Linked DNA regions of Homo sapiens: region 1 is linked to region 2. A link is a loop called in an ENCODE intact Hi-C map of the cell type or tissue named here. Cell type or tissue: heart left ventricle. All regions are shown on one strand. Each heading gives the region's core, and the rest is flanking DNA. Links, peaks and the distances in the headings are about the cores only.

Region 1 (16,187 bases), core at 5,324-13,323, 220 kb after region 2:
GCTTGGGAATTTTCAAGACTAGCTAAGATTTCAAAAATAAATGTTTCTTTACTTCCAGGGAAATGCAATGTGTGACCATTATAAAACAACTGGGAAAATAAAAAAGGAAGAAAAGTGTGTGTGTGTCCGTGTGTGCATGCGTGTGTGCATATTAGGATAACAAATTCAGTCTCATTAGCTGGGGCATACAAAGCAATTTAGTATTTATCCCTTTATAACTGTCCTGATTTTCTGCATGATCTCCCTTCCACTCCCCACCCCAAAGGGAGGAAGGGAAGAGTAAACAAAGGGAATCACTATATTTATTCCAAATTTGTAATCTCTGTTATTTCCAACAATTTGAACTGCCTTTTAAGAAAACTAGTCTCTGCTTGGATGGCTCAGGTAAATGACTATTCTTGTGCTTGCCTTTTCCGAAATCACCCTAGTGTTATGAGGGAGTGGTGATTCAGGTGATATGACTTTGTGATGACAGAAGAAGTGGCTTCCTTGAATCTACACAATGTTTTTTGAATCATTTTGTTTGCTTCTCTTTTTTGAGACTGAGTCTGGCTCTTGTCTCCCAGGCTGGAGTGCAATGGCGCGATCTCGGCTCACTGCAACCTCTGCCTCCTGGGTTCAAGCGATTCTTCTGCTTGAGCCTCCCAAGTAGCTGGGATTACAGGCACCCGCCACCATGCCTGGCTAATTTTTGTATTTTTAGTAGAGACAGGGTTTCACCACATTGGCCAGGCTGGTCTCGAACTCCTGACCTCAGGTGATCCACCCACCTTGGCCTCCCAAAGTGCTGAGATTACAGATGTGAGCCACCGTGCCCAGCCTTTTGAATCATTTTGTGTAGCTGGCATGGAGAGACCAACCAAGACTGATTCCTCTTTCATGACCTTTACGGCATAACTGATTCCTTCTGAATTTTTAAGGAGATGTGATTGTAATCAGCAGTCACCATTATTTGCCTCTGGTTTTAAATCCCCCATATCTTGGGGGTGGGAAGGCTTTGTTTGAATCCAGGCTTCTTCTGGCCTACAATCCTTTTAGAACCTCCATGCCCCCTGTGGATTCAGGGACACACTTGGGTCCCTTGCACGTACAACCAGGCTGTGGGAAGCAGGAGCACTACCCTAGTCCCATACATCTGCCATACCATGGACTCATATTGTGTTTGCATTGGCTACAAAAAGGTCTTTTCCTGAGAGACTCAGGGCCTCTCATAAGTATATCATGTAAACTAGGCTGCTGGTGTCAGACTTTCTAAACTTCCCTATACTTATCTGGATGTGCTTAAATTAATGCCTCTGTTTTAGTCTGTTCAGGTTACTATGAAAACAGAATACATAGACTGGGTGGCTTATAAACAACATAAACTTATTTCTCACACTTCTGGAGGCAGGGAAGTCCAAATACAAGGGGCCGGCAGATTCGGTGTCTGGTGAGGGCCTGCTTCCTGCTTCAGAGATGGCCATCTTTTCACACTGTGTCCTCACATAGCAGAAGGGGCAAAGGTGCTCTCTGGGGCCTCTTTTATAAGGACACTAATTCCACGAATGAGGGCTCCACCCTCAGGACCTAATTATCTCCTAAAGGCCTCACTTCCTCATACCATCCAATTGAGGGTTGGGATTTCAACATCTGAATTTTGAGGAATACAAATATTCAATCTATGGCAGCCTCCCTGCAGTCTCCTACTATCACCTTCCATGTATGGTGGTAGAGGCAGGGAGAAACAGCTTCTCATACGTAACCTTTCCCTCCTTCTGTCTACCTCATCTTTATAAAATTCAACAAGCGTCAAAGGGATGGTATTATTTTTTTCTCTTAGTTTATCTGATCTAATTTTATCCTCCCCATGTCACTTTCTTATTCTTCCTAAATCAAGACTTAAAGCTCAATTAATGATAGATAGGGTTCAGGGAGCAAGAAGCTCATTTATTGATAAAGGAACAGAGGACATTTACAAATATTTTACCTGGTCTCTCTCTTATTGTTCTTTGGAACGAATATAATAAGCAATGATACACATCTATATGATAAAAAACCGAATACTAATTTGGTTCTTAAATAAATCTAGAGAGATTTCATGTTTCTGAATTTTGAAAATGCTGGGATATTTGGATACAGTCATTTCACAACACACAGAAAAAAATTCTCTATTGACCAAAAAATTCCCTGTGAGACACAGATCTAATGTGTTTATATAATTTCTTGGTGGTAGAGGAATTTCTAAGCCTACAACTTGGGGTAGAAACTATGTATCATTTAAGAATTATTAATACGTTTGATAACATAAAAATCCACATAGCCTAAAATGCCATTAAAATTTGAAACAAACTACAATCTGGCAAAGTACTATTGTAAAATATTTGGCAAAGAGCTATTTTAAACATCTTATAATGAGTCTTTATCAATCAATAAAAGACTAAAACTCAGTGGAAAATTAGTAAACATCATAATCAGAGATTACCAAAATAGAAGCAAACATCGATGAATTTATGAAATCTTGTTCAATCTCACAAAGATTCAAATAAAATACTATTAATTGCAAGATATTCTAGATTCCAATATGTCAAACAAGCCAAGCTTTCTCTAACCCAGTGTCACATTCTCTGCTGCTGGGCGTCATCTTTTCTAGACAGTATCATGATAATATGTCAAAAATTGTCTAAACATGCTTATATTCTTTTCCCCAATAATCCCACTTCTACAAATTTTATCTAAGGAGATTATTTGAAATATGTATGAACTATTTCTTACTACTATTCCTCACAGCACTTAAAAATAAGCCCAAACTGGAAATATCCAAAATATCAAATGTTGAGATTGATTACGTAAAGAGATATAACACATATAATGGAACACCACGTAGACATTAGAAATGCTGGTTGTAGAAATGTCAACATTTTAAAATACATTATTTAGGTGAAGAAAATAGGTTATAAAAACATGTAATATGTTTGAGATACATGGTATGTGTGTATATATGTAGGTGTGTATCATATTTGATAAAATAACATCCTGTTATGTTTGTTCCTCCTGCCTCTGTCCTGCTCATCATCATTCCTGTCAATGCATTGAAAACCATATGTGAGTGTAGTTGTGTTAGTCTTTTTAATTTGGCTTCACTGAGGTTTCCCTGGTCTGGGGATCTAAGCTGCCCACAGTGCTAATTCCCGCCACTGGATCTGGGTGGATTTCAGCTTGCAGCTCTGCCAGCTGCAAAGTCATTAGGAGGAGTGCATGTGAAGAGTGGCAAGGGCTTGCTCCGATCTCTCCACACCTGTGCCAATGATGGAGCAGCTGCACCCCACCTTGATAAGCTCAGAGCTCACTCCTGCCTTGGGCCAATTTACATCAACCGTCAGAGCTGGGCAGACTGCCTTGAATGTGATAGATAGAGGAGTTGCAATACGTGGCAAACAAATGTTTCAGAGACAGGCAATTATGTTGTCCTTTCATCCCCAGTGAAGATAAGGGTCAGAAAGTAGCTTCTTCGAGCTAAGCAGCCTATATGCTGCATCATTGTGCCAGCTTCATTAAATTAACAACCTTTAAACCTATAGCAGTTTCGAAAACCTTTATATTTAATGAGAAATAAAAGGAAGTTCTTGTCCACAATATTTAATTAAAACAAAAAATTAAAAATATAAACCTATTGGATTAAAATATCTATATTAAAATGATTCTATATTTCCTATTAGGAATGTACTTTAAAATTCTGACTTATATGGTGTCTTCAGCTCTTGTTCCCAGTGCTTACCTGCTGCTCTGGTGTAAAAGACGAATGTGAATTGAACACATCCTGAAAAATCGCAGGACCCCTAATAGGAGTTTTGTGTCTGCCTTCTCTATGATTGTTTTGAAATCACAAATTAGTTGGTAATCCTAAGAAGTACTATGGAACAGAAGAGTTTAACCAGGAGAGTGCTAATTGTCTCTTAATTGGTGACTCTTGGTAATTCAGTTTTTCCGTTGTAGGGAATGTTTCAGATTAAGAGCATATTTGTTGCAAGGAACTGCTTGTGTATTTGTGTATTTAATTTTTTGAATTTTGAGATACATTTGTGAGTTCATGCTGCTATTATCAAAATTTGCCAGCCCTAATGGTAATATGAAGCATATTTGCACTGACACTTTCAATGGTTTCTATTATTGGTACCTGGACAGGCAGGGAAATAAAGCCCTATTTGTTAAAACTAAAAAATTAAGAGGAAACCAAGTCATGGATTTGAATGTATATTCCAGAACTTTATAATTTTGGACAATTTAATAAGACCAAAATTCCCTCTATATTTCCTTTATTTGCTAACTGACAGGCTGGAAGAGGAATTAATGAGAAATTTTATTTGAAGTGTTTCATAATATCTATATTAAATTAGATGCCATTTAAGTTTGGGATATTTTCTCCAGTTATTGTTTTTATTATTATTGATTTGGAAAATGATGAAACAGCATCCTTGAATTATAGATGTGAATAGCGAAGTTCAGCATTTTAATAAAAAATAAAATAAAAATGTCAAGCACCTGCTAGACATCCAGAATTCTTCTGTGCTCTACATGGAGTGTGCTATATATAGAGTGATGTATTAGGCAAGGTTTCTCTTGTAGAGAGACTTATGAACTAGAGGATAGGGCCTTAGAGAGTTTTATATTTCACAATATAGATGAGGAAATGACTTGATTCCCTTGCTGAAATACAGCTCAACAAGAATGTGCTCCCTCCTTCTTGTCTACTTAAGAGAGAAGGGGTGTTAGAGCATGGTGCGGAGTGACTGCGTTAGCAGCCTGGCCACAGATGACATGACCTGTTTAGGATGAGAGGATGCCTAAATGCCATTTATTTTTATCTAATATCCTAACATTATTTCTGGAGAGAGCAGACAATGAAGTAAAGTGAGGGTGGATTCAGGAATCAGAAAGACATGGCTTCATGTCCTTGTTCAGTACTGTACAAGCATTTTGTGTTTGGGTGCAAATGACTAATGTGTTTGAACCTCAGTTTTCTTATCTATAAAAATGAAGATAATACAAAGAGGCTGAAATAAGATAACAACAAAAACACCATCCCAATGTCTTACTCCTAGTCTGTGTTTAATGAATAGTAGCTTTTGTTTGTTGTGGTGAGGGTTAGGAAGGTGCTTATGTCTGGATAAAGGGAATTTAAGAGAGTCATGTTCCCAAGTGAAAGAAAACAAAAGACCTTCAGGTTATCTGTACGTAGCATCATGTTGTCAAAAACTGTAGCTGAGAGATGAGAACTCCAAAATTGGCATACTTTGCTAGAATATTGGGCATTTCCCTGCACTGGTTTTCATCACTTCCTGTTCATATTCTTCTCTGTCTCTTTTTCTCAGAGAGAAAAGCAGTGAATGTTTTGAGTAATACATTCAATGGATTTATATTTCAAAACAAGGAAGGAGGGTGATTTGGTGGAGAGGGAAGATTAAAGGGGGAGGGTAGTTTAAGACTTAGAATCAAGGAAAGCAGTGAGGGAAAGGAGGAATGTGGCCCGAAGGCTTGAGGCTCAGGGAAGAATCTGAGTGGGGCCAAAATGTGAGCTGGGGTGTTCAGCAGCAGGAACCCCTCATTTTCAAGCACTGGCCTGTTGGGGGTGCTGAGATTGCAGGATGAGAAGTAAAGGCTGGAAACGTCTCTTTCAGGCCTGATTCCACTAGAGAGTCTTCCTGAGGAAGGTGAAAATAATTTCGTTCCTATTCTAGTGATATAGGAGTTAAGAAGAAATCACTTAGGCAGACAGTAAAGGTATGGGAGTCCTCTGTAAGGCTTTTCTTTTTAATGAAAAGCAGCCCCAAATCATTTCCTAACAAAGAGCAGTCTGTAAAGTAGAGCTGCAAACATAGACAAGCAAGCTGGGAGCTTGCATGGGTGAATGCCGGCAGGAACTAGGGACTAGATGTGTTAAAGATGGCAGCTCCATCTTCCCTTGTCTACCAGCCACGTGTGCAGTAAAGAGCAGACAAGATGGCACTGGCCAAGGAGAGTTTATTTGCATCGTAAGGTTAGGGTGGGGCGACCAGCCTTCTCTGAGCGCTATGTAAACGTTACACCTGATGGAACCAATCTGTGAGCCCTACCTAAATCAGACACCGCTTCCTCAAGCTGGACTATAAAATGTGCATCCGCCACTAGTCAGTCTTTTCTGCTGGGAAGGCTCCTTTCTCTCAATAGAGAGAGCTGTTTTTCTCTCCCTTTTCTTCTGCCTATTAAACCTCCATTCCTAAACTCCTGGTGTGTCTCCGTGTCCTCAATTTTTCTGCCGCGAGATGATGAATCCTAGGTATATACCCCAGACAATGTAACAGCTTCACTAGGAGTGGAATTTTAATAATTATGTAAAACCACAAGGAGCAGCCAGAGGAGGAGAAGGTGTAGAAGTGAGAGAAGCCAGGAGGACTGTAGTGGCAGCCTGAAATGGTCAAATGTTTTCATCCCCAATGAATAGAATTCTAATCACTATGCATTAGTATAAGCACAGGAACTGTGCTAAGTTTAATAAACAGCCTTATTTTCATCTTTTACATGACATTTGTATAACATGTATAATTTCTATAAATTGCCTTGGTGTCCAGAGATGTATACATGTCTCTAAAGGAAGAAGCCCTCATATGCTAAATGAATTATGATGATCGACTTACTTGGGTTAATAATTGATTCACATGAAAGTGAGTAACAGACCAAATTAGAAATTGCTAATTGCCCCATTAGTGACTTGAGAGAGAGAGAAAAAAAAAAAACCTCACACTTTAAACTGTTGTCAATTTGACTGTAGGCGAAAATTTAATTTCTCTAAAAAAAAAAAATAGCATTCAAAGTAGTCAACTTTAAGTAGAATCTGTTCTCCAGGCTTTTTGTTTTCTCTTTAGATGTAGATGCCTTTCTTATCTCCAGTTTCCAATCAGATTTAGATAGCTATAGATATAGGTACTGATTGATGCATTCATCCATCCCCACTTCCAGCACACTACCCCTTCCACCCTTTTGATGTTCCTAGCTTAACCAGAAGAAATAAGCCTGTCATCATCAGTGAAAGGAAGGTAAAGAGTGTCTTGCAGTGGTTATGGTTATGGTCCTAGAAATTTGAGAATTGGTTTGCAATTCTAGCTCTAGTGCTTATTTACTGTGTGATCCTAGATAAGTTCTTGAACCTCTCTGAGCCACTTACTCATGAACAAAAGTAGATAAAATAATAGCATTATAATGAGGATTACATGAAATAATGTCTATAAAACAGTTGTCACAACATCTGGTACTTGGTAAGTAGTTATAAATGTTTGGTCTCATTATTAGTAATATTGTTGATAATTATCACAAAAGTAAAAGGTTATTGGTAAAATTCAACAGTAAGTAAGTAAACAACCCAATTAAAAATTAGCTAAAGATCTGAACAGACATCTTACCAAAGAAGATATACAGATGGCAAATAAACATATGAAAAGATGCTCAACATTATATGTCATTAAGAGAATTCAAATTAAAATAACAATTAAATACCACTACATACCTCTTGGATTGACTGAAATCCAAACACTGACACCACCAAATACTGGTGATGATGTGGAGCAACAGGAACTCTCATCCATTGCTTGTGGGAGTGTAAAATGATACATTCACTTTGGAAGATAGTTTGGCCATTTCTAAAAAAGCTAGACATATGTTTATCATATGAGTCAGTCATCATGCTTCTTGGTATTTACCCAGATAAGTTGAAAACTCATGGATACACACACAAAAAAAAACTGTGCCCAAGGGTTTATAACAGCTTTATTCATAATTGTTCAAACTTGGAAGCAACCAAAATGTCCCTTCAGTAGGTGAATGGATTTAAAAAAAACCGTGATACATCTAGACAATGAAATATTATTCAGGGATGAAAAGAAACAAGCTATCATGACGTGAAAAGACATGGAGGAAACCTAAATGTGTACTACTAAGTGAAAGAAGCCAATCTGAAATGCTTGCAAACTATAACTGCAGCTGTGTGACATTCTGAAAAAGACAAAACTGTAGAGACAGTAAGAGGCAGTAAAAAGATTAGTGGTTGCCAGATGATGAGCTGGGGGGCAGTTGGAGGGTGCAGGGAAGAGGGATGAATAGTTTGAGTACAGAGGATTTTTAGGGCAGTAAAATTATTTTTTTATGATACTGTAATGCTAGCCAAATATTATAAATATGTGAAAACCCACAAAATGTGCAATAGGAAAAGTAAACCCTAATGTAAACTATAGACTTTAGTTAATAATAAGGTATTAATATTGGTTCAATTGTAATAAACCATGTGTGTGTGGGTGGAGGGGTAAGGGAATGTATGGGAGCTCTGTACTTCCTGCTCAATGTGGTTTTTCTGTAAACCTAAAAATGCTCTAAAAATAAAGGTATTAAAGTCACTGGGGATAAAAAGATCTTAAAAAGGTTATAAAAGACAGTGATATCCGAAGTATCAAGAATCAGACTGATATCAGACTTCTCAAAAACAGTGGCATAAAATGCTTTCAAAATTGAAGGAATATGATTTTAAATGTAGAAATGTCACCTGAGTAGAATAAAATCATTTTTAAACATAAAAAAATATTATTGGTGCTATGATCAAAGTCTGTACAGTGAGGCAGAAAGGAAGTCAGTGCTACTCTGGGAGAGATTTAAGAAAGGCTTGACAGAATAAGTAGCCCCTAAATCTTAAAAATGAGGAGGTGAATGAGAAATGGATATACAGAGGAAATGTATACTGGGTAGAAGGAGCAACAGCATCAAGGATGAAGTATCGTGGTACATTCTGGAAACTACCAGTAGTTCCATATGGGTGCGATTTAGAGTAGCAGTGGGGAATATGGGCTAGGATAAAACTAAGATGTAAAGTGGCTACCTCCTGAATGGTCCTGTATGTCGTGCCAAGCTTCCAAACTTTACAGTTAGACCAGGGGTTGACAAACTTTCTCTGTAAGTGGCTGGGGGCAACTAGTTTGGACTTTGTGAGCCATGTGGTCTTATTTGCCACTGCTCAGCTCAGCTGTGGTAGCACGAAGGCAGCCATAGACAATATACAAATGAATGGGAGTGTCTGTGTTCTAATAAAACTACTTTATTTACAAAACCAGGTGGAAGGCTGGGTTTGGCCTAGAGGTCATAGTTTGCCAACACCTCTTCTACATCACGGAGAGTTAAAAAAGTTTTAACCGGGCAAGTAACATCACATTTGAGTTTCAGAAAAATTATCTCAATGGTAGTGCAAAGAATGTACCAGGCAATAGCAGGACAAGGGAGAAGAGGATTATTTCAGAGACAGTGATAATAACCTAGGCAAGATACAGAGAAGCCATAATCCAAACCACTGAGGAATGAAATAATGTATGAGAGAGTAAAAGATGTGAAGAGAGTACAATCAGTAAAATGGTCATGGATTAAAGTGCACGAAAGACAGGAAGGAGGAGTACTTTAGTCTCAATGGCACAATATATTATATTTCTGATAGAATAAGAGGAAAAGAAACTACATTTAGTAGAAATATATTGGGTTTAGTTTTGAGCTTCCTGAGGTTCAGCCAGAAATCTGACCAACTACTATATAAATGACCCATGATGCCCTCTGTATGTTAGTCCCTAGGTTGTTTATTTCTTCATGGCAGGCTAAGACCTATTAGCTCAAAAGCATACTAGTCCAAAACTCAAATTGCTACACACCCAATTGTTTTAAATATAGCTCAAACAAGCAGATTTTTAGCCATTTGGAGCCTGCCTGCTTTGCATACCCCACAAAACTGCATCTAACATCTGCTAGCTATAGATAGAATAAAACCCTGGGTATTTAATACCCCAAGTTGCTACTGCCACTTGGAGCTCTCTGACCCAAAGACTTCATGCCTTGCTACTGCGAGACAGAAACTAGACATGTAAACCCCTCTCCGATACTCCTTTTCCCTAAGAGTTCCCTTGCCCTCCTACCCATGGTCTCATGCTGCAGGGGCTGATGTTTCAGACACATCAGCCAAATAAAGCATGTGCGTGCTACTGCCACCTCGTGGTCATATCTTTTTCCTTGATCAGTTCCACAATTCCCCAAACTCCATAATTACAGAGATCCATGAAAGCTTTGTTGGTATATGTCGGATATTTGATGTCAAAGGAGTGGGTGATTTTTCTGAGGAAGACCGTATAGAGTATGAAGAGGAGGTCAAGGATGAAAACCTTACAGATTCCTCAGGAGATGTCATTACATAACATCCGGGAACAAGATAAGAAGCTTGAAAAGAAATTACTAAGAAGGAAATAAGACAGCAAGCTGGGAGTACTATAAAGGAAAGAAGCAATTTCAAGAAAAAAAGAATGGTCTAGTTTTAGTTCCACAGAGAGGTCAAAAAAGGCTAGACCTGAAGCCAATTTACTGTATTTGGATATTAGGGGCTCCTTGCAGGAGCAGTTTCAGTGGAATAATCAGGACAGAGCCCTGATGGTAGTGAGTTGAAAAGTGCCTAGAAAGTGAGAGAAATTTTGAAGAGTTAAGCAATAGAGAGTGAGAACAATATAAGCCCTGATATGGATTGCTGAGTGACACAGAGATTTTCAATGAGGACGGAGACTGTAAATAACAATTCATACATCATGTGCTTTTCTGTAGGTCTACAGACACCCAGAAGGACAACCAGGGAAGGAAAGATTGCGTTGATCTAAGGAGGAAGATTTTAAGGGCAGGAATCTTAGGTAGATAAACAAATGTGTGGAACTACTGTAGATGTTGGTGAGAGCATGGCATGTTGAATCACAATATTTACACAGGATAGGGAGAACAAGAATCTTTGACTAAGTTAAGGCCCTAGGCCCTAAAATACAGATAATTTAAAAGACTTGGGTTTCCAAAAAGTGTTCACTGTAGGAATGTTAGGAATGAGAGATGAGAAAGCTGTATGAACAACACATTATAAAAGTTCATATCTGGTGCTGTGGAAAGAGAACTGGGCTTGATATCAAACTAAGATCTGACTGTGATTCTGTCACTTCCTAGCAGGCTGACCTTGGATGAATCGTCCATTGACTCTGAGCTCAGTTGAATGGTAAGATGGGAAAATTTACTTTTCTATGGCATTCGTTGGTATCAGACTCAAGGGAAATATTAATAGGTGTGATGATGTTTTATGCATATGTAAAATTGATGCACAGTAAGGTCTGTGGCATGTTAGGATGTCCATATTACTCTTGATTGTCTTTATACATAGTCACTCCTTATCCACCATTTTGCTTTTTGTGGTTTCAGTTACCCAAGGTCTACTGTGGTCTGAAAATATTAAATGAAAAATTCTAGAAAAAGAGATTTATAAGTTTTAAATCATATGCCATTCCAAGTAGTGTGATGAAATCTGAAGCCTTTCTGTTCTGTCCTACCTGACACGTGAATTATCCCTTTGTCCAGCATATCCATGCTGTACACATGCTACCCATCTGTTAGTCACTTAGCAACCATTTGGGTTATTAGATGGGCTATCATAGTATCACAGTGCATGTGTTTAAGTAATCCTTATTTTACTGAATAATGGCCCCAAAATGCAAGACTAGTGATGCTGGCATGCTGTTATAATTGTTCTATTTTATTATTGATTATTATTGTTAATGTCTTACTGTGCCTACTTTATAAATTAAACTTTATCATAAGTATCATGTATATGTAAACACATAATACAGTTTATATAGGGTTTGGTATTATCCTCAGTTTCAGGCATTCAATGGGGGTCTTGGAATGTATCCCCTGTGTATAACAATATAGAAACACTCAAATTGATGGTTCTCAATCCTGACTGCTTATCATAATTTTCTACAGAGCTTTTTAAAAATACATATGCTTGGCTTCTAATTCTTATTCCAAATTCAGAAAGGGACCTGTATTAAAAAAACACAAAAACAAAAAACCTCCAGAGGTGATTCTTATGTGTCATTCTGACAAGAACTCTAAACTTTCAAAATTGAACTGGAGAAAGGAAGTTCCTGAATAGCTGAGTGGTAGTGTTTCTGAGATAGCAAAACCTTTACTTTCTTTGATTGTCTTTGATTGAAACAAGTATTTTGAGCAACCCTAGATATACTTTTCCCTCAATAACATTAAAATGTGTATTATCTTATTCTGTTTTACACTTTTATAATATTTTTTGGCTAATGTTCCTCATAAATACATTCTCATTTAAAATATTTTTATGATAAATAAGTGGCAAGAATATTACAGTCTTTGGAAAGATTGATAAAAAATAATCAAACAAAGGTCTTTTTAAGTACAAATACTTGAAAGATTTTGAATAGGATTGAATGGCTGAGGGAATGAAAGTTAAACTACAACTTAAAAAATTTACATTTGAAAATAATTGGTATTTTCTCATGTTATAATTTAAAATTTTTTTCAAGTATGTTAATTCATTTTGTCATTTTTTAATATCCCCTCACAGCTGGACATGATTGTTATTGTTATCATCCCTAATTTACAAATACTGAAACTAAGCCTCATGGAGTGACCACTTGAAGATCACATATCTAGTAAGTGGAGAGCTGAAATTCAAAGGCAGGGGATCTTACTTAAAATGTCACACTGTTAAAAAATCTCCCAAAACTGGGAGGCAAAGGCAAAAAATGGGCCAAGTTGATCATAACTGACTTAAAATTACAATGAGTTTAGTGGCCACGGTTAAAATGACAGAGTAGGTAGTTCCAAAGGCCTGCCTCTCCAGAAAAAACACTGAAAAATTGAATGAAAATGGTCAGAATCAACTTTGTCAGAACTCTGGGAAATAGTCAAAAATTTATAGCAAATAAGCAAACACTGAATCAAAAAAGATAACGTAAAAATGGCAAGAAAGCTTTGTGGCAGTTTTATCTGCTTTTACCCCTCTGCCATCCCTAGCTCAGTTGTGGTCTAAAGACAGAAGCTGCTGTTCCCAGTGTGAAGCCTTGGTCCCTGCTTTTGGACGGAGCAGAAAAAAACTTAATCTCAAATAACTTTTTTGGTCTGTTTTGACTGTTTGGGGACTACCTGAAGAACTGATATAAAGCATTTGCCTTTGTTTTACCTAGTTTTGAACTTTTTCAGGGCAGGAAAGCACCTATACCTAGGGTATTTCTTGAAAACATTGTAAGGCAAATGAGCAACCCGGTGCTATCTGGGGCTAAAGATTACAGTTGACACAAATAGTACACACGCTGAAAGCCTGGGAGAAAGATTCTTTGGGAAATTAGGGAAAGAATATCACCCATGTATATCAGGGACTTTTGAAAGTCACACACAAGCTTGGCATAAAACGTGTGCTCAGAAAAAAATCTGAAAAGACCCTAAGCTTTTATCTCTGGATGACCCCTAGGCTCAGCACAAACAGTTAAAGAAGGCTAAGGCAGAGTTCTAAATTGCCTGGCTAAGCATTAAATCAGTGTCCCAACACAGAGCCAATCTCCAAAGACTGGGAAAGTTTCTTTCTCTTCTTTCCTCTCTCTCTTCCTGCTTTTTCTTTCTTTATCCCAGGTGGACACGGTAAATACCCTAGCTGACCAAGCTAAAGGAACAGAGACTTCAGAGACTACACATGACAAAGAATTAGACTTTACAAAAATTATTAGAAATGTCACTAAGCAAACAACTCTACCCAAAGTAAGCAGCAAAAACAAACCCTGGAGAGGGAAGAAAAATCATATTTCTAGAGTTGCCACATTATAATATTCCAAGATGTTTGGTTTTCAACAAAAAAATAAGAAGCATGCAAATAAAAGAGGTATAGCACATGCATAGGGGAAACTACAGAAACTGTTCCTGAGAAATCACTGACATTGAATGACTTACTAGACAAAGATTTTAAGTCAACTGTTTTAAATATGCTCAAGGAGTTAAAAGAAACCAGAAGAACTATGTCTCACCAAATAGGAAATATTGACAAAGAATTATAAGTTATAGAAAGAAACACAGCAAGAATTTTGGGGCTGAGAATGATAATAAATGAAGTAAAAAATCCACTAGAGGATTTCAATAGCAGATGTGAGCAGGCAGAAGAAAGAATCAGCAAATTTGAAGGTAGGTTAATTAAAATTATTAAGAAAGAGTAGCACAAAGAAAAGAGAATGAAGATAATAAACAGAGCCTAAGAGACCCTTGGGGCACCATCCAACATATACTCAAAATGGGACTCTCAAAAGAAGAGAGAATGGGGAAATAATATTTGAAGAAATAATGACTGAAAACTTCCCAAATTTGATAGAAGACACAAAACTACATATCTAAGAAGGTCATTGAACTCCAGGATGGATAAATGCAAAGAGGTCCACACTGAGCTATGTTATGATCAAACTGTCAAAAGTTAAAAATAAAGAAAATCTGAAAGCAGCAATAGGAAAGTGACTGTCACATACCAGGTACCCTCAATGACATTGACAGCCAATTTTTAGCAGAAACTGGAAGTCAGAAGGCAGTGGGATGACATAGTAAAAGTGCTGAAGGAAAAAATATCTGTTACTCAAGAATTCCATATTCAGCAATATTCTTTTTCAACAATGGAGGGAAAGTTAGGAGAGCCTCAGATAAACAAAAGTGATGGGAGTTCGTCACTAGCAAACATGTAACACATGAAATGATAAAGAGAGTCCTTCAGGCAAAAGCAAAGACACAAGAAAGTAACTTGAAATCATATGAGAAAGAAAGAACCCTGGCAAAGGTAGCAACATATGTAAATACTAAAGCCAGTATTGTGGAATTTTTCATTTGTAACTCTTTCCATTTGTAAATGATTTAAAAGACAAATACATAAAAATTGTAAATCTATGTTAATTGGAGCACAATGAATAAAGATGTCATTTGTGACAACATAAAGGGGCAAGGGTAGCCTGTATAGAAGCAGGGATTTTGTATATTATTGAGCCTAAATTGAATTAATTAAAAATAGATTGTTATAAGTTTAAGAGGTTAATTATAATCCCCAGGTATCACTAAGAAAATAACTAGAATTTTATTGTCTTAGCTCAGCTGCTATAACAAAATACCATAAGCTGGGTGGCCCACAAACAACAGAAACTTATTTTTCACAGTTCTGGAGGCTGGTAGTTAAAATCATGGAACTAGCATGGTCAAGTTCTTGTGAGGGCCCTCTTCTGGTAGACTGCTAACTTCTTGTTGTATTCTCACATGGCAGAAAGAGCAAGCTAACTCTCTGGCTTATTCTTATATGGGCACTAATCACACTGTTTGGGCTTTACCCTCATCACATAATTACCTCTCAAAGGCCCTAATACTACCACATTGGGGTTAAATTTAAACATATTAATTTTGCAGAAACATGAACATTCAGCCAATAACAACATCTATGAGAAACCCAGAGCCAACATCATACTTCATGGTAGGAGACTGATGCTTTGCTCCTAAGATCAGGAACAAGACATGGATGTCACTCTCACCACTTCTACTTAATGTTTTCCTAGAGGATCTAGCCAGGGAAATTAGGCAAAAACAAAAATAGAAGACATTCAAAATAGAAAGGGAGAAATAAAGCTCTCTCTGTTTACAGATGACAATATCTTATATATAAAAAAATCCCAAAGAATCCACTAAAAATCCATTAGAATAAATGAATTAAGCATGATTACAAAATTTAAAAAATCGGTTGTATTTCTGTACACTGGAAATAAATAATCTGAAAATAAAATTAAGAGAAATATTTTGTTTACAACATTGAAAATAATAAAATTCTTTGTGATAAACTAAACAAGAAATGCAAAAACATGTACCCTGAAACCTGTAAAATATTGTGCAAGAAATTAAAGAAGACCTACATAAGTGGATAAACATTCCATGTTCATGAATCTGAAGATTTAACATTAAGATGGCAATAATTCCCAAATTGTTCTAACAGATTCAATGCAATCACTGTAAGAATCCTGAATTACTTATTTGTAGAAATTGACAAGCTAATTCTAAAACTTATATGGAATTCCAAGTGATCCATAACCTTGGGGGAAAAAAAGAACAAAGTGGAGGACTCATACTTTTTTTTATTTCAATAGTTACTATAAAGCAACAGTAAGCAAGGTTGTATACTGGCATTAGGATAGACGTATAGCTGAATGAAATCGAATTTAGAGTCCATACATACACCCATACATTTATGGTTGAGTGATTTTCATCAAGGGTCCTAAGACCATTAGAAGGAGAAAGAAATCTTTTCAACTAAT
Region 2 (16,187 bases), core at 2,825-10,824:
GGTAACTTTGTAGCCGGCATATCACAGTGCCCTTCCAGTCAGTCAGAACCTTTGACCCTTTTTGCAGGTGCTGCCGACAAGCCAGGTCTGCCAGCAAATGTGCTCCATGTCTACAGACACAGCTATGTCTTTAGAGGGACATCAGGGTGCTGAGTTTTCTTCTGGGAGATAGTTAAGTCTGGAATTAGGACAATCTCAGGTTAGAAGTCTGGCTCCTGGGTTCCGGTTTTGGCTCTGCCATTGGCTCACACTGTGGCCTTGTCTCCACTTTCCTCTCACTGAGCCTCAGTGCTTCCTTCTCTATAACATAGGACGCCAGGACTGTAATATTGGCTCCCAGCCGATCTCTGGTTTGATCTATGCAGAAGGCAGAGGTGTGCTCAGAAAAATGTATCCATGCCCCTAATTCCCATTGCTAATGGGGAGAGGTGGGGAAAGGGATGCTTAGGAACAGAAACATTTTCTAGTGAAGCCCCTGTTTTCTGCAGCTCTACCCCTGACATATACCAGGAACTTGCAAGGCAGAGGGATGAGGCAGAGTGGAAAGGCCTGGCCCCAGACACCAAACATGTGTCCCCTTTCCTCACCATTAGGCAGATGCTTGGGACTGGTTATCCTGGCCAGGCAGTTGAAGAAATCCTCCATCCCCTAGCTTCCAAAGGAACATAATGTCAGAGGAGAAGTTTCCTGAAATTGGAGGTAGAGCCCTTGGTCCCAGCAGCTGGGGGAGAAAGCTGGAGGGCAGAGAACCAGACAGATCATGTTTTGACCTAGTCTGGGTTCCTCCTTTTTTGAAGTTCTAATGTTGCCAAAGGGGATTTGATTTCCTATCCTGGGACCTGGGTGAACCTGAACCTCCTGGACAAGCCCAGGGTTAGGGCCAGATGAGCTTGGCCTGGGGCAAAGGCCAGCATGCACAGCATGTCCTGTGAGGCTGGAAGGACAGTGCCAGTCCTAAATCCAAGGTGAGCCCATGGGACCCGAGACAGGGTTGAAGCTGGAGGTAGAGATGTGGGATGCCGGAAAGGACCACATGCTGAGCACTGGGCAGGGCCCTCACCTGCCCCTAGTACCGCAGAAGCATAGTTCTTTGGCATGGGTGAGGCCAGTGGGTATAAGGCTGTAGTTTATGGATGGATAAATTGGGCACATGTAAAGTCTCATGGTTAAACGTAGGGGCTCCTAGTTTCCGCCAGCTTCAGACGTCATTTGGCAATTCAGAAAATAGGTACCCGTGACCTGCTGAAGCTGGCAATGGATCCATGGGGTAATGTTAGGGAGAAGACCTGGGGAAGGAGCTTCAGGAATGCAGGGGGCTCTCTTAGAAGGATACTGTTCTCCACCCACCATCCTTCCCAGCCTCCACCCCAACCCTCTGCCCAGGGCCAGTGATCTGTGGGATTCGTGGCACGTGCTGTCACCCTGGTGGAGGCGCAGATGGAGGGCTAGTCAAGCAGCACCATTTATTTTTTGGAAGCAGCAGAACTGAAAACCTTGTGTCATTTTAACAAGAAGAAATGAAACAGCAGGCAATTAGGCAGGAGTCTATCAATTAGTGAGCCAGAAAAATGCTTTGCAATATTTTGATGATTCAACACTGTCAAACAAAAACAAAATGAAAATAATAACCCCAAACAGACACCAGAAAACCCACAGAAATTGTTAAATGATCAGTTGGTTTAAATGCATTTAAAATAAATGGAAAAAAGAGACAGAACCATTTGGTAGGGAAGACAGAATTAACAAAATGTGATGAACACCCCATTTCTAAAAGGAATACATCTGCCTGGGTTCCTCTCTCATACTCTCCTCTCAACCCTCCTTGACCAACAAATTACTGTGACCATCTATACTCCCCAGCTTGGAAAATGTATTGAGCCTTTCCTGGAGTTAGGCACAGAGAAAACAGGCAAGGCACATTCCTTCCCTCTTGGGCTCTGACACCGAGTGTCTCTCCCCAGCAGGTCATGAGGGCCAGCACCCTGGAAGTGTGTGAAAGAAGTCTTTTTCAAGTTAGTAGGTAAGGGAGTAGAGTGTGTCTTGCCATGATCTGGCCTTGGAGTTGAATCTCAGCTTTGACATTCACAAGAAATGGAAACCAGGGGAAGATAGACAAGATTTTTAGAGGTTCTGTTTCCTCATTTGCAATCAGGGCAATGATTCCTACTTCATGAGGCCATTGCCAGGATTAAAGAAGATAATATATAAAAAGTTGGCAATGCAGAGAAGGTGCTAGACACTGCTATTTCTCTTTCCTCCTTAGAGCTTCAGACTTAAGATGACTGGCATCTCCAGGAGCATTTCCCATCTGACTTGCAATACAAGTGCACAATAGAGAGGGCCATTTGGCCACATGGTGACTTATGGCCTTGCTGGATACCTGGCCCTGGAAGATTTCCTGACAGTAGCTCAAGTTGCTTTCTTTGGCAACACTTTCCTTATTTCCCCACAACAGATTTACTTTGAGAAGAAGCCTTTATAAGGAACTCAAGGCCTCTGTTACTATGATCTTTTTGTTCTCTCTGAGTGGAATGTGCATGTTGGTTTCTGCTTGCTTTGTATCTCTTCCTTGCCTTAAGTTCTTCAATTCTGGTGTACAACAAAGATATTCAATGCACAGTTTATTAGAGTATGTATGTATTCATTCAATTCATTCATTCTTCATTTTTCTATATCTATGTCTTGCTCACCAGACAGAGGCTAACATGGCACGTTTGCAGGGATGGGATATGGAGGATGGGGTCGGGGAGGCCTCGGGTGCTGGGGGTGCCCTCTGCTGGGATGATTGTCTACACCTGCAGTAAAGAGCAACCCATGCCAAGTGTGGCTCCCTGACTCCAGTAGGAACAAGATGCCCTTTCAGAGGTGCCTTCCTGTGGCCAGGCCCTCAGCCTCGGAGCAGGTGGGTTGAGGCTGGCCTTGGAGACAGGACAGTTTTCTTCAGCTGAGTTGAGGAAGGGCCCAGGCTGCACTGAGTAAACCACATGCGTGTCTGAGTGTGAAGGCCATTCTGAGATGTGTGCTGAGGCTGGTCTGGCCCAGCTGTGTGACAGCCCAGTTACTATGATCATGAAAAATGTGTTTATTCTCACATGCAGTACCCACTGTGCATACATCCACATAACCACCTGCCCAGAGCCCTGCAACTGCAGAGCTGGTGAGCCACCAGTGGTCACTTCGACAGCACCATCATAATAAAAATGGGGAAGCTGAGACCCAGAGCGTGGAGTTCACAAGTCCAAGATCACTCTGAGAGCTGAACACAGGGCCTCACAGGCCCCTGCTGCCCCCTCTCCCATCATACTCAGTCCTGCTCCCTGGACACAACCTCTCTCAATTCTCTAGCTATTTCTTCTACTGTTCATTTTTTGTTTCCCTGAATTACAAGTTTTGACGGCTGCTTCTTAACTTATCAGTTTTTGGCAATTATCTACTGACTTCTCATCAGGTTGACGTGGACTCAGCTCGCCTATTTCCTGCCCCCATCTCATTTCAGTCTCCTCATCCACCCAGGTCCTCTCAACTTAATTAAAAACATTGTTCACTGCGGGTCAAGTTGGTGCTATAATTGCATTTTCCTTCTTGTACATCTTTTCATTTTCCTAGAATTAAAAATTGCACATTGCTTTTTCATTTGCATAGTTTATGATGTGCCTGCTATTGTGTTTCCCTGCCATCAGATCTGTCGTAACCTTGGCAGATGGGTTTTCCCAAACGGGGAGCTGCATTTTCAGCCATGTCTTAGACCAGTTCTATTCCCAGGGTGTTCCGTCCTCACCAGTCTGGTTGGAGGCACAAATGGGGTTACACTGCCAGGAGCCGTCTGCATGGCTTACACAGGCCTGGACCTCCCTCCTTAGTCCAGGCACTCCTGGGAGTTCCAGGGTGTCTCTCCCACGTGCTCACAAGCGACTCTGCTTCTGGCCATTTTCTGCTGTGTGGCTGCCTCTGCCAGAGCCTCCTGCTTCTCTGCTTCTTCCAGCTCTCACCATAATAGCCTCTCCTACCAGGGGCCGTAGGTTTCTGCCAGGTACCCTGCTTAGTGCTCTGAGGGCCTCCTGATGCTGGCCGGCACTGCAGTGCACTGTAGCACGATGGCATGGGTGCTGCCTCTGCTGCTGGCTCCCAGGGCTATATGATACTGACACTGGGACTGGGCCCACCATTGCCCTGGATTGTAGGGACATTCCATGTCGGTTGGTCCGGGACAAGGCTTTCTCTTTGTGTTCCCATCCCCATCAATGTTGTCCAAGTCCCCACCATTTGTTCACAGGGGTTTACACTGATTTGAGGCTGTTGGCTGCAGGATGGAGTTGATGAGGGCGTTGCCCTCCAGCACAGCTTGTGCTTGGTCCCTTTCACTGGGGGCCCCGATCCTTTTGCATCCTGGTCTTTCTTCCTCTCCCCACTGCAAAGACTTTTCTCCTTCCTCACTTTCCTTTTCTGTCCCTGTCACCAAATAAAAGCACTTGCCCTGGTAAAAACACATTGCAGGTCATGTTTTACCTAGGTCAGTATCTGTGTCTTGGAGTCTTGTTTCAGCTTGGGGTGGCCCAGGGCACCTGTGAGAAGGGAGAGGAAGTACACAGAAAACAAATCCATTCATACTTGGAGTCTAACCTGCCTCCTCAGGACAAACTAGGTGCTGCCCACGCCTGGGTCTTTGCGTTTTTAAGGGAAAGGCTGCTGCTACCTGATTTAATTTTTGTTCCCTTTAGGAATTGGCTGGCCTGAGGACAGATTCCTCAGTGTCTTTGTGATCACCCCTCTTGGGTCCCTGGGCACCGTCTCTGTTCCTGGGTCAAGCTTGTTCTGCCTGGTTCCCTCTCTGCCCAGGAGGAGCCCCTGTTCCTCTGTTCACTGTCTTCAAAATAGGTCTGGATGCAGCTTAGGCTCAAGCTGAGTGATAGGGTTTGGCTGTGTCCCCACCCAAAATCTCATCACAGGTCAAGGGCGGGACCAGGTGGAGGTAATTGAATCATAGGTGTGGTCTCCTCCATGCTCTTCTCATCTCACGAGAGTCTGATGGCTTTATAAGCATCTGGCATTTCCCCTGCTTGCCCTCGTTCTGACCTGCTGCCCCGTGAAGAAGGTGCCTGCCTCTTCTTTGCCTTCCGCCATGATTGTAAGTTTTCTGAGGCCTCTCCAGCAATGCGGAACTGTCAGTCAGTTAAACCTCTTTTCTTTATAAATTACCCAGTCTCGGGTATTTCTTCATAGCAGTGTGAGAACGGACTAATACACTCAGACCTGGCACTCTTGATTTAAATGAGATATGATTTTGAATGATTTTGGTATGTTTTAATGAAATTATACTATTTTCAATACAAAATGTATTAAAACTGAAAATATGATTGATTTTATAAATCTTTGGTAAACTATATAAATAAGTTCACATTTCAGAACTGACTCCCCTCCCTCCCTCCCTTCTTTACTTCCTTCCCTCCCTCTTTCCTTCCTTCCCTCCTTCCTTCCTCTTTTTATCCTTTTTAAAAAAATTAATAGCATTTTGGTTCAGAGAAATGGCCACTTTACCTGTAGAGGGACACCTGCAGCACCCATCCCAGTTGTGGCTTGATTGATCAGCCCTCCCTCTCCAGCTAGGAATCCACTGCAGCTGCGGAGTCTCTGCTCTTTGCCTCCAGAGAAGCTGCATCAAGCAGATGGATGGGCACTTTCCAGCTTTAGAGGAAATTCACTTCAGCAACCCCAGAGCAGTTTGAGAAACAAATGTGTCTGTTGTAAACATCTCACACAGTCATAAACTGCAGCCTCTCTTTAGAGCCCCACAGAGACATGACCCTGCCCTTCCCTGACCCCTGCACTGTGGTTTATGAGTAGTTTTCTCTGCAAGGGGGAATTGGTGACTCTCTATCAAGGATGAAGAGAAGCAGAAATCCAAGCAGGGACCTTGCAGGGGCCTCAGGCAGGTCCTGCCAGACTGTGCAATGTAGACGATTCAATTCCACTTGGTCCAATGACCAGCACTGTGCCTGGAACTGTGGTGAGAAGCCAGATGTGTGGGTTCATGCCAGGCTCTGCCCTCTGTGAGTGTGAGTCCACATCCAGGCCCATGATTTTATTATAAAATCATGCTTCCTGTCTGACCTCCATGTAGGCTAAAGTCCTGTTTCATTGAGCAGCAACTGACTTTATTATACTAAGATGATAGATTAGTTTGCCAGGGCTGCCATAACAAAACACCACAGACTAGGTGGTTTAAATAACAAATTTATTTTCTCATGGGTCTGGAGACTGGAAGTCTGTGATCAAGATGTCAGCAGGGTTGGTTTCTCCTGGGGCCTCTGTTGGCCTGCAGAAGCCCTTCTCCCTGTGTCCTCACATGGTTCTCTCTGTGCACACACACCCCTGGTGTCTCTGTGTGCTCACATTTCCTCCTCTTTTAAGACACTAGTCATATTGGATTAAGGCACATCCTAATGGCCTCATTTTAACTTAATCACCTCTTTAAATGCCTCATCTCCACATATCCACATATTAAAACATATGAAACATGAATTCAGCCCATAACAGATAAGAAAGAATAGGCTTAGAGGGAACAAGGAGCAAAAAAGAGGAAAAAATAACATTTATTAAGTGAAATAGAATAGACCTGGGCATTTCAGGTATAATAACTGTGAATAAATATGTGTTAAATATGTGAATATTATTGATTTTACTCCTGAGAGTTAAAATATGTGAATATTATTGATTTTACTCCTCTGAGAGTTACTGTTATGTAGGAATTTGTTATTTTGCTGGGGCTTTGATTTGAGTCTCACACTCTTCGAATCCCATGGGTAGGAGGGTTCGGGAACTGTCCAGAACCCTCATCTCAAAAGGGCTCAGTGCTTATATACACCCTGTCCAGAGGAAATGGTATGTTCTAGCAACATCTGAGCGCTTGAGAACATCTACAGACACCCGGGGCCACCATGCTGTGAGCCCAGCACCTGGCTCTATCTAGGCAGGTGTGCAATAACCTAGGTCGGCACTTTCTCTTGTTCATAACAGCCCTGCACCATCCTGATAGATGGGGAAACTGAGGCTCAAAGAGTTTAAAGAATTAGCATCCCTAAGCAAGGAGTGACATGAGAGTGACCTGGGAGAAGTCAGAGCCCTGAGAATCAGAACAAAGACAAGTAATGCAGATAAATAAATGAACAATCCTGCTACTGATTGATCCTGTGAAATGTCCAGATGCGGAGACCAGTGCCCACGGCACAAGCTTTCTTTGGAAGGCGAAGATCTCCCCTTCCTGCTGGCCAGGGTTAGGGTTGGAGGAACTTGAGGGGGACCAGGGGAGGTGGCCTCAGGGAAGCCCAGGGTTGCTGGTGCCATCGCCAAAGAGGAGACTTTCGGTCTGTCCAGCAGGTGGCGCCGCGCAGCTGAGTATCCGAGGAGAGCAGGCTGAGGCTGGAGAAACCGTCTGCCCTAGGCTTCTTCCCAAATTGCATGTCCCCAGCAGGGGACTCTGCACTGCTAGGGCTCCTGTCCAGCACGGCATCTTCTCTCCGGGGGACTGGGAAACAGGGTGTTTGTCCTCACCTAGAAAACGGCCTCTACGCACACATCTGCTGGAGAGAATAAAGCTGCCGCGTGGCCCTGGGCTTGCTGGCAGGCAGGGGTGGCTGGTGGGCAAGGCTGGGGCCAGCCAGAATGCTCTGCTCCCAAGCAGCCTGGAACTCTCCCTGGAACAGGGCGAAAGCCCCCTAGTAGCCAAAAAAGGAAGATTCTCCCTGGAAACCTGGGCCTGTTCCCCAGCAGCTGGTCAGTTTCATTTGCTCCAAAGCTGCCCCTGAGATGTGGAAGTCTTGGGATAAACCAATTAATTGTAAACATTTTCTTAAATATTCCTGTTTGGACTTGAATTGGTATGTCTAAGGTCTTTCCTGTCCTGATAGTCATCCCTTTGTACGGTAGCATGTCAGCCATAGTGTGGCAGTTGCAGGTACAGGGGCTGGATCTGAATCTAGACACTTCTATGACTTGCTGTGTGATACAGTGAGTTTCTTAACCTCTCTGTGTCTCAGAGCCCTCTTCAGTAAGATGGAGATGGTAACAATTCTTATCTCATGGGTTTACTGTAAGGATTAACTTAATAAATATAAAGCACTTAGGGACAGCGTCTGACAGGCAGTTATTAGAGCTAAGTGGTTGTTATTACCATCAGCTGAGCATACAGCAATTTTCTCAACTAAGTCACGTCACACTAATGCAGGGCATGCAGTAGATTTCCAATAATGCCGAATGGGATTTAAATGGGGGAAAGAGCTTCTAGCAGGGAGTGAGGAGTGGGGCAGCCTATATTGGTGGATGGAGGGCACCAATCAAGGGCCACAGGGATACCCATCCCCTTCCCAGAGAGAGAGAGCTGCTCTTTACGCCACCAGGCCTGAAACTCCAGGCAATTTGGAAGGGCCAATGTGTCGGGGAGAAGAAAGGGAGAGATGTGAGTGCTGTGGCTTCAGCTGGGGGTGCCAGTGGCAGACTGGGCTACGCGTCGGGATCCGTGCAAGGGAAATAGGAATAGAGTCTAGCTCCAAGGGAAGGACAGGCAGGAACCATGCCACCCAGGAGCACAGCCAACCACCAGCCTGGGGGGAAAACCAGGGACCAAAGGCCAGAGCTGGCCAGGAGTCAGGTCCCACACAGAGAGGGCAGGGAAAGAGGCTCAGCTGGACACTGGAGGCTCCAGTCCCCGTAGTCACCCCTGAACACCTGACAGACTTGGGAAGAGCCATGGGCCAGGGCGGGGCTGACAGACACACTGCAGCAACCTCTGTGGGCTGCAGCTGCCACATAGGTAGGTGCCTCCTGGAGGCCCCATCTAAAGCCAAGGGTCATCCCTTTAATGGCTGGATCCTGAGCAGGGAGTAGGGAGGGGCTTGGCAGCCAGGCCAGCAGGTAGGTGGATTGGGGCAGTGACTTTTTGTCAGCCAGCTTGGAAGTATTTCATCAATTTCACAACCAGCATATCTGTGTCCATGTGCCCGGCTGGGCCCCAGCCCTAGTCTTTTTTCCACCCTGTAGTCACCTGATTTGCATTGGTCTGAGGGAGCTGAGAGGTGGGCAGCTGGGGAGGCTGGCACTGAATGACATCCGCATATTACTGCATTCCCACTGTGGTGGGATGTGTCTCCAGAAACGGCAGAGCCCTGGCAGTGAAGAGTAGCCCTGCACTAGACTGCCTGAATTTGAGTCATGATTCCACCACTCCAAGCTGCGTGACCTTGGGCAAGTGACTTGCCTTCTCTGTGTCTCAAATTCCTGCTTCCTGTTTTCTAAACCGAAAACAAAATTAGTACCTTTCTCACAAGATGCTATGAGAATTAACTGAGCAATGTGTGCAATACATTTGGAACAGTTACTTATACCTATAGTATTTAGAACTATTCAAAAAGCAGTAACTTTTTTCATTAAGCACACGTTAATTTTGCATCATCTTCCAAAGTACATAGTTCCTGGCCTTAAGGACACATATGTATTTGGGAGGGAACTGTGAACTCTGCCTCTGTGGAGTACGAGCAGATGAACCCAGGGATCAGAGAGGGAAGGGGTTGACCCAGGCCACAAGGAGGATCAATGGCAGAACAAGGGAGGATCCAGGCCTCCTGAGGCATGTCAGAGTCTTCATGGGTGTAATGTTTGATATGGGCAACCTGCTTTCTTTTCTTCCCTTCCTCCATCTAAGCTGATGCTTGGACTCTGATCTCCAGGGATGAGGAAGAGCTGACAGTGGAAATAGCAAGTCTTTATGGATTTACTTTCCAAGGTCTTAGCCTCAAAGGAGAGAAGGAATTTGAGGCAGACAAGATGAGCAACTGGGACAAACCTGCAGGAAGGATTTCCCCTGAGACTAGAGGGATCTGAGGCGAAAGTGGGAGGACTGTGTAGAACTTGGTTGTGGGCCAGCACCGGCTGCCGCTTGGTCCCCATGCCTGTGTTTTGTCATGAACTGCATTTCTGCAGGCCCAGCATTCTCTGTGGCTATTTTTTGCTGCAGAGATTCAGGCCACGGAGGAGGCTTTTTGTCTGTACACCCTCAGCAATGAATGGCCACAGCAGCTGCCTGTTACAAATGCCTTCCTCTTTCTGAGCTGCTGGCGTGTGAAGGGTTTTATAGGCGGCCTTGCTTCAGATGGAAATAGAACAGCTCTGAACTTGCTACCTATTACCTAGAAGTCATTTTCTGTAGTTATTCCCTTTGTGGCACCATCAAGCATGCACACCAGTAGCTGTCGAGGGTTTGGATATTTAACCAGCTCGTGTTCACACGCATGTGGGTTTCGCCTGTGCCTCTGTGAGACCTCTGGCTAGTACCCATGTGTGTTGGATCTCATGTGGCCTGTTCTCATTATTGGTATTGTCATTACACTTGAGACTGTGTGAGGGGCCGGGGTCCCAGTGCAGTCACCTCAGGACCCAGAGCTGACCTGAACAGAACTTCAGTTTTTCCTCCCCCAAGGGGACCCAGAGCTGACCTGAACAGAACTTCAGTCTTTCCTCCCGCAAGCTCATACATTACTATTTGTCACCCACAACTCAGCATGCATATTTTAACCAGTCCATTTTGGAATCCTTAAGAGGGAAAGAACATGACAGCACTGGACTGAACAGGAAGACAGGTCCCTGGTGAGATGGAGTGAGGGTGATGGGTGAGGGTACATCAGGTCCCTGAGGAGCCTGGAGGGGAAGGGGGCAGGGCCACCAAAATCAGATTTCTTGGATTACACTGCAGAGGTGACTGAGGAGTCTCCCAACACTTTACAGGGAAGTAGGAAAAATCCAGGCTGTAAAACTTTCTTTCAAAACATTTTGGAGGTTACTTTCCTTCTCTGTTTGTTTTCAAGTGCGTAACAGTGATCAGTTCCTTGCTTAACCTTCCTTTATCTGTCATCTTAGGACCAAGGTTGGCTGGGGGGCTGGTGTGTCAGTTAACAGGCAACATGCACAGAGCTGCCTGCCTGGCGCTGGGCCCCGGGTAGCTCCATTCTCAAAGACGTTGGACAGAAGCCCTGCGCAGAAGATGGTGCTGATGCCATTGGAATGGTCCTGCTCCCGGGTCACAGAAATGAGGTGGAGGAGGTATGGGGAGGAAAGATAGTGTCAAGCCCCTGTTGGTTGCTGTAGCAACATTCTGTAATGACTGGAGATCAGTTGCAACAGTCTAAATTTTATTTGCTTTTATTTTCTCTTTGGGAGTAGCATCATGGCTAAAAATAAGAACAGCAGAAACCCACCGCTGGGCTGGTTGGTGCAGCTCCGGTGCCTTCCCGAGTCTGGCAGGTCCACAGCAGAGGACAGAGAAACGGGGGTCTTTCAAGCCAGTGTGGTGAGAGACAGGATGGGAAAGAGCCATGTGGAGTTGGTGGGGGCACCCCTGCCAAGCTAGTTAGCCTGTTTTGTAGCCTTGTAATTTGACAGCCTGGTTTCTCCAAGGAGCGAAAAATCAATAGCGCTATCCACACACACTCAGCTTCTGACCACTTTAACTTCCATAAAGAGGCATCGAGGAAATATTGAGTTAGAGGTGAGGCACAGAAATTCTGCTGTGGTGGAGTTCTTGTGGGCCGGAAGGTAGCTCCTTCAGGGTAGCCTTTTAGCATTTGTTAGCTGCTGTTTCTTTCATTTCTTTTAATTTTTGAATATGCAAATTCCCCAGCATATACAGATGTAAGGAGAATAGTATTCTGTACACTGGAGCCAGCTCATTTAGGATGCTTGGAAAAAAAAGTGGAAGACCAAAATCTCTGCATCTAGGCAGAGAAAAAATGCTCCACCTTTGATGGAGTTATTTCTGACACACTGTGAGATCTCCTGGTTCATCCCAGTGCTACTGCACTAAAATCCTGAGTTAACCTTTAAAAAGAAGAAAGTCCTGCTGCTTGCGACAACATGGATGAACCTGGAGGGCATTATGTTAAGTGAAATAAGCCAGACACAGAAAGACAAATACTGCATAATCTCACTTATAGGTAGAATCTGAAATAGTCGAACTCATAGAGTCAGGGAGTAGAATGGTGGTTGGGAGGTGGGGAAAATGGAGAGATGTTGGTCAAAGAGTATGAACTTTCAGTTTTGCAAGATGAATAAATTCTGGAGATTTCGTGTACTGCACGGAGACTGTAGTTCACAATACTGTATTGTATACCTGAAATTTACCAAGAGTATAGACCTTAAGTGTTCTCGTCACACACACACACACACACACACACACACACACACACACGGTAACTATGTGAGGTGATGGACAAGTTAATTAGTTTGATTGTGGTAATCATTTCACAATGGAGATGTGTATCAAAATATCAAGTTGTATATCTAGACACAATTTTTATTTGCCAATTATACCTCAATAAAAACTCTAAAAAACATGAAAAGCGGTCATCTATTTTACCACAATTAAAAGAAAAATCACCTTTTGAGAAAAGGCTACCTTGGGCAGAGGAGATAGCAGGGCATGAGGAGGCCATGGATGGAGGCTTGGACCCTGGTGGCAGCTGGAGTGGAGAGAGGTGGAGGAAGTTTTGAAATATTCTGAAGTCATTGCTGGCAGGATTTACTGGGAGATTAGATACAGTTTGTGATGAGATTTATATATAATATTAGAAGAATGATGTCATGTAACTAGCATGACCATTAAGATATAAATAATAACTATAAAGTATGAACCTATAATTTATTCAAATATTGAATCCCTCTCATTTTACCACACTGCATTTTTTTTTTTAGACTGAATCTTGCTCTTTCGCCCAGGCTGGAGTGAAATGGCGCAATCTCAGCTCACTGCAACCTCCACCTTCTGGGTTCAAGTGATTCTTCTGCCTCAGCCTCCCAAGTAGCTGGGATTACAGGCATCTGCCACCACGCCCAGCTAATTTTTGTATTTTTAGTAGAGACGGGGTTTTGTCATGTTGGCCAGGCTGGTCTCTAACTCCTGAGCTCAGGTGATCAGCCTGCCTCAGCCTCCCAAAGTGCTGGGATTACAGGCGTGAGCCACCGTGCCTGGCCTCATACTCTGCATTTTCCAAAATGTTTTCTTTTATCAGCTCACTGAGTCCTCAAGCCCCCGACCCCCACCCAGAAAAAGGTTACATAGTCGTTTGAACTTTCAACATGAGACAACTGAAGCTCAGAAAGATGACAGTTTCCCCAAGGCGACTTAACCTCTTTCCAGTTCATTTTTGGGGATCTTGTTGCGTGGCAGAGGTAACGGTCAGATGTGAAGCCTGAGGCCACATTTGCCTGTCATTGTCTTCTCGCAGTCTCCCCACTAGAGCACCAGGGCTTCTGAACACAGCCTCTGTCTCACTGTCTTCGGGCACGGTGCTCACAACACTGTTGTAAGAGAAGTTTCCCTGCTCTCTTAACTCTCCCTGGTGCAATACTGGAGGGATCAGAAATGGTAACCATTATTTAAAAAAAAAAAAAAAAAAAAAAAAAAAAGAAGATGGTGGTGAGGATGAGGAGGAAAGGGAACACTTATACGTGGTTGGTGGGAATGTAAATTAGTACAATCTCTATGGAAAACAGTGTGGATATTTCTCAAAGAACTGAAAATAGAACTACCATTTGACCCTTAAATCTCACTGCTGGGTATTTACCCAAAGGAAAAGAAATAATTATATCACAAAGACACCTGCACTTGTATGTTTATCATAGCTATATTCACAGTAGCAAAGATATGGAATCAACCTAACTGTCCATCTGGATGACTGGATAAGGAAAATGTGGTATATATACACAAATGTGGTGTATATACACCATGGAATACTATACAGCCATGAAAAAGAATGAAATCATGTATTTTGCAGCAACATGGATGGAACTGGAGGCCATTATCTTAAGTGAAACAACTCAGAAAGTCAAATACCAATGTCCTCCCTTATAAGTGGGAGCTAAATAATGTGTACATGATATACACACACATAGATTTACAGATATATATAAAGAAATAGCCACATAATGTTGGGTGGGGGATAGTTGAAGCAAGATACGCCATAAGTTGGTGAGGTGATAATTGTGAGTGATGGGTTTATGATACTATTCTCTTTACATTTGTATAGGCTGGGAAATTTCTGTATTCAAAAATTAAATGAAAAGAAACAGCAGCTAACAAGTTAGAAAATAGGAGAGTGAGAAGAGAGAAGCTTTGTACCAGCAAGAAACCCTGGAAGAGGAAGAGGATAAGTCTTATTTTCAAATTAAGATTGTAGTGTTGATTATTATATAGAGCCAGACCTTCTAGTTCCTCAATCAAGACTGAGCTTTGTGATTTCAAATGACTTTATAATAACCAGAAATGACCAGGAACATCCTGAGAATTTATCTTGGGGGCAGATGAAAAATTAATCTCACTGGGCAAATTTAAAGGGTATTAGACAATTTTAGCTGGGGAAAGCAATAACTGTTTTATATAGTGTGGTCTAGATTTAGATTTAGTGTGGATTCAAAACTTGCTACCATTCTCTGCGAGCTACAACCTTTTTATTTTTGAGATGGAGTCTCACTCTGTCACCATGCTGGAGTGCGGTGGCGTGATCTCGGCTCACTGCAGCCTCTGCCTCCCAGGTTCAAGCGACGCTCCTGCCTCAGCCTCCCAAGTAACTGGGATTACAGGCACGCGCCACCACGCCCAGCTAATTTTTGTATTTTTAGTAGAGACGGGGTTTCGCCATGTTGGCCAGGATGGTCTCAATCTCCTGACCTTGCGATCCGCCCACCTCGGCCTCCCAAAATGCTGGGATTATAGGTGTGAGCTACCGTGCCCAACCTCTGCTAGCTACAACCTTGACTAGTTGTGCCCCATGTTACTTCTACCTCTTAAGGCTTCTATTTTCTCGTCTCTACAACATCTATGATGATGCCTGCAGAAGGTCATTGTGTTAGAGATGACACAAAATGCTTTGCATAACAAGTTGTTGATACTATTAATATGGTTATGCTATTGTAACAGTTACATAGCAATGGGAATAGTGTGAACAAATGCTTATTCGTATATGCTGCATGCACACATGCAGGGCCAGGGATGAGCTTGGAGGATGTGGAGGACAGTCTATAACAGGGAGGGAGAGAGTCCAAGATGCATCCCCCCTGCTTATACGATGTTACAATTACATGAAAAAAAATACAGGGGTTTGGAGACAAAGTTTATCTGATTGTGTCTCGTGAGCTGTGCCTATTCAACTAGCAGGTTACTCTTAAGGGACCAGCAATAAACCCCTGGAAATGTTAAGGGCCTGTGGTCATGTCTTTGGGGCAGTGTCCCATGCAGCAGCCCAGGCAGTGGTGTGAGCAGTATCTGCAGCTCTGGGGAGGGTGAGGGAGGCTGAGTCCCTGGGGCTGTGAGGAGGAACAGCCTGGCCATGCCTGAGAAGAGACAAGCCTCTCCGTTCATTATCCCCACTGGGCAGCTACAGTTCTGTTCTAACTAATGTGTGGTCTTAGGGTCATCATGTCTTCTCTCAATCCTCAATTTCCTCATCTGTAAAGTGGGAGAAGCATGGAAGGATGTCAATAGTGGTCTTCACAGTACGACAGAGCCCAAGCGAGCACAGCACTGAGCAACAAAGCTGAACTTAAATCTTTAAGATCTGTTTCCTGTGTCCTTGGTGAGGACACTTTTTTTCTTACTTGAAATGGCAACAGATTCAACAGCTATGCATTGATTTGCACCGCCCCCCTACCCCTGACATCCTGCCACCAGCAGAAACAATGATGAATATCAGATTATGCTGACCTAAGGAATGATTATATTTCTTATTCAGTTGAAGTCTTTTCCCTTTGAATTTTATTAATAATGGGATTAGCAATGAAATAGTTCCATTGGACATTTTAATGTATTTTTTATTACAAAAGTGATAGAAACACATTGTAGAGAATTTTTAAAATGAGAAAGAGGAATGGGATAAGCGGAATGGGGAAGGGAGGAATGAAACAACAGATACAAATCACTCAAGAACACTTATATGCTTGACTTCTTCCTGTTTTATGTGGATTCTCATTTAATCTTCTCCACATCCCTATGGAGAAATGCTATTAATTTTGCAGCTGAGAACACTGAGACACAGAGAGGTTAAGTCACTTCCTCAGAATCACACAGCTCTAGGCAGCCTGATTCACCACCAGCCAATACTGTTTACCAGATACCGCATTCCCACATCAGTTAGATTGAGTTCTGTCCT

Evidence for each region. Hi-C counts contacts between places; a loop is a spot of excess contacts. Peaks named below come from ENCODE experiments on the same cell type or tissue, not always from the same donor. Only the 100,000 strongest peaks of a DNase experiment are listed, where the experiment ranks them.
Region 1: it touches region 2 in a loop (4-fold over the local background); 51 of 110 quality-filtered maps call a loop at or near these places.

What each region holds. Positions count from the first base shown.
Region 1 is chr10:80,914,506-80,930,692 of GRCh38, forward strand. No RefSeq gene overlaps it. Among named protein-coding and RNA genes, the nearest start is that of LINC02655, 270 kb to the left of the region's middle. RefSeq lists an enhancer at 12,230-12,731. In heart left ventricle, for the core only: a CTCF peak has its summit at 10,035 (motif pointing left); no DNase peak of the experiment used is centred there.
Region 2 is chr10:80,692,322-80,708,508 of GRCh38, forward strand. No RefSeq gene overlaps it. Among named protein-coding and RNA genes, the nearest start is that of LINC02655, 51 kb to the left of the region's middle. RefSeq lists enhancers at 7,094-7,619, 7,426-7,685. In heart left ventricle, for the core only: a CTCF peak has its summit at 7,378 (motif pointing right); a DNase peak (open chromatin) is centred at 7,370; H3K27me3 peaks cover 300 bases.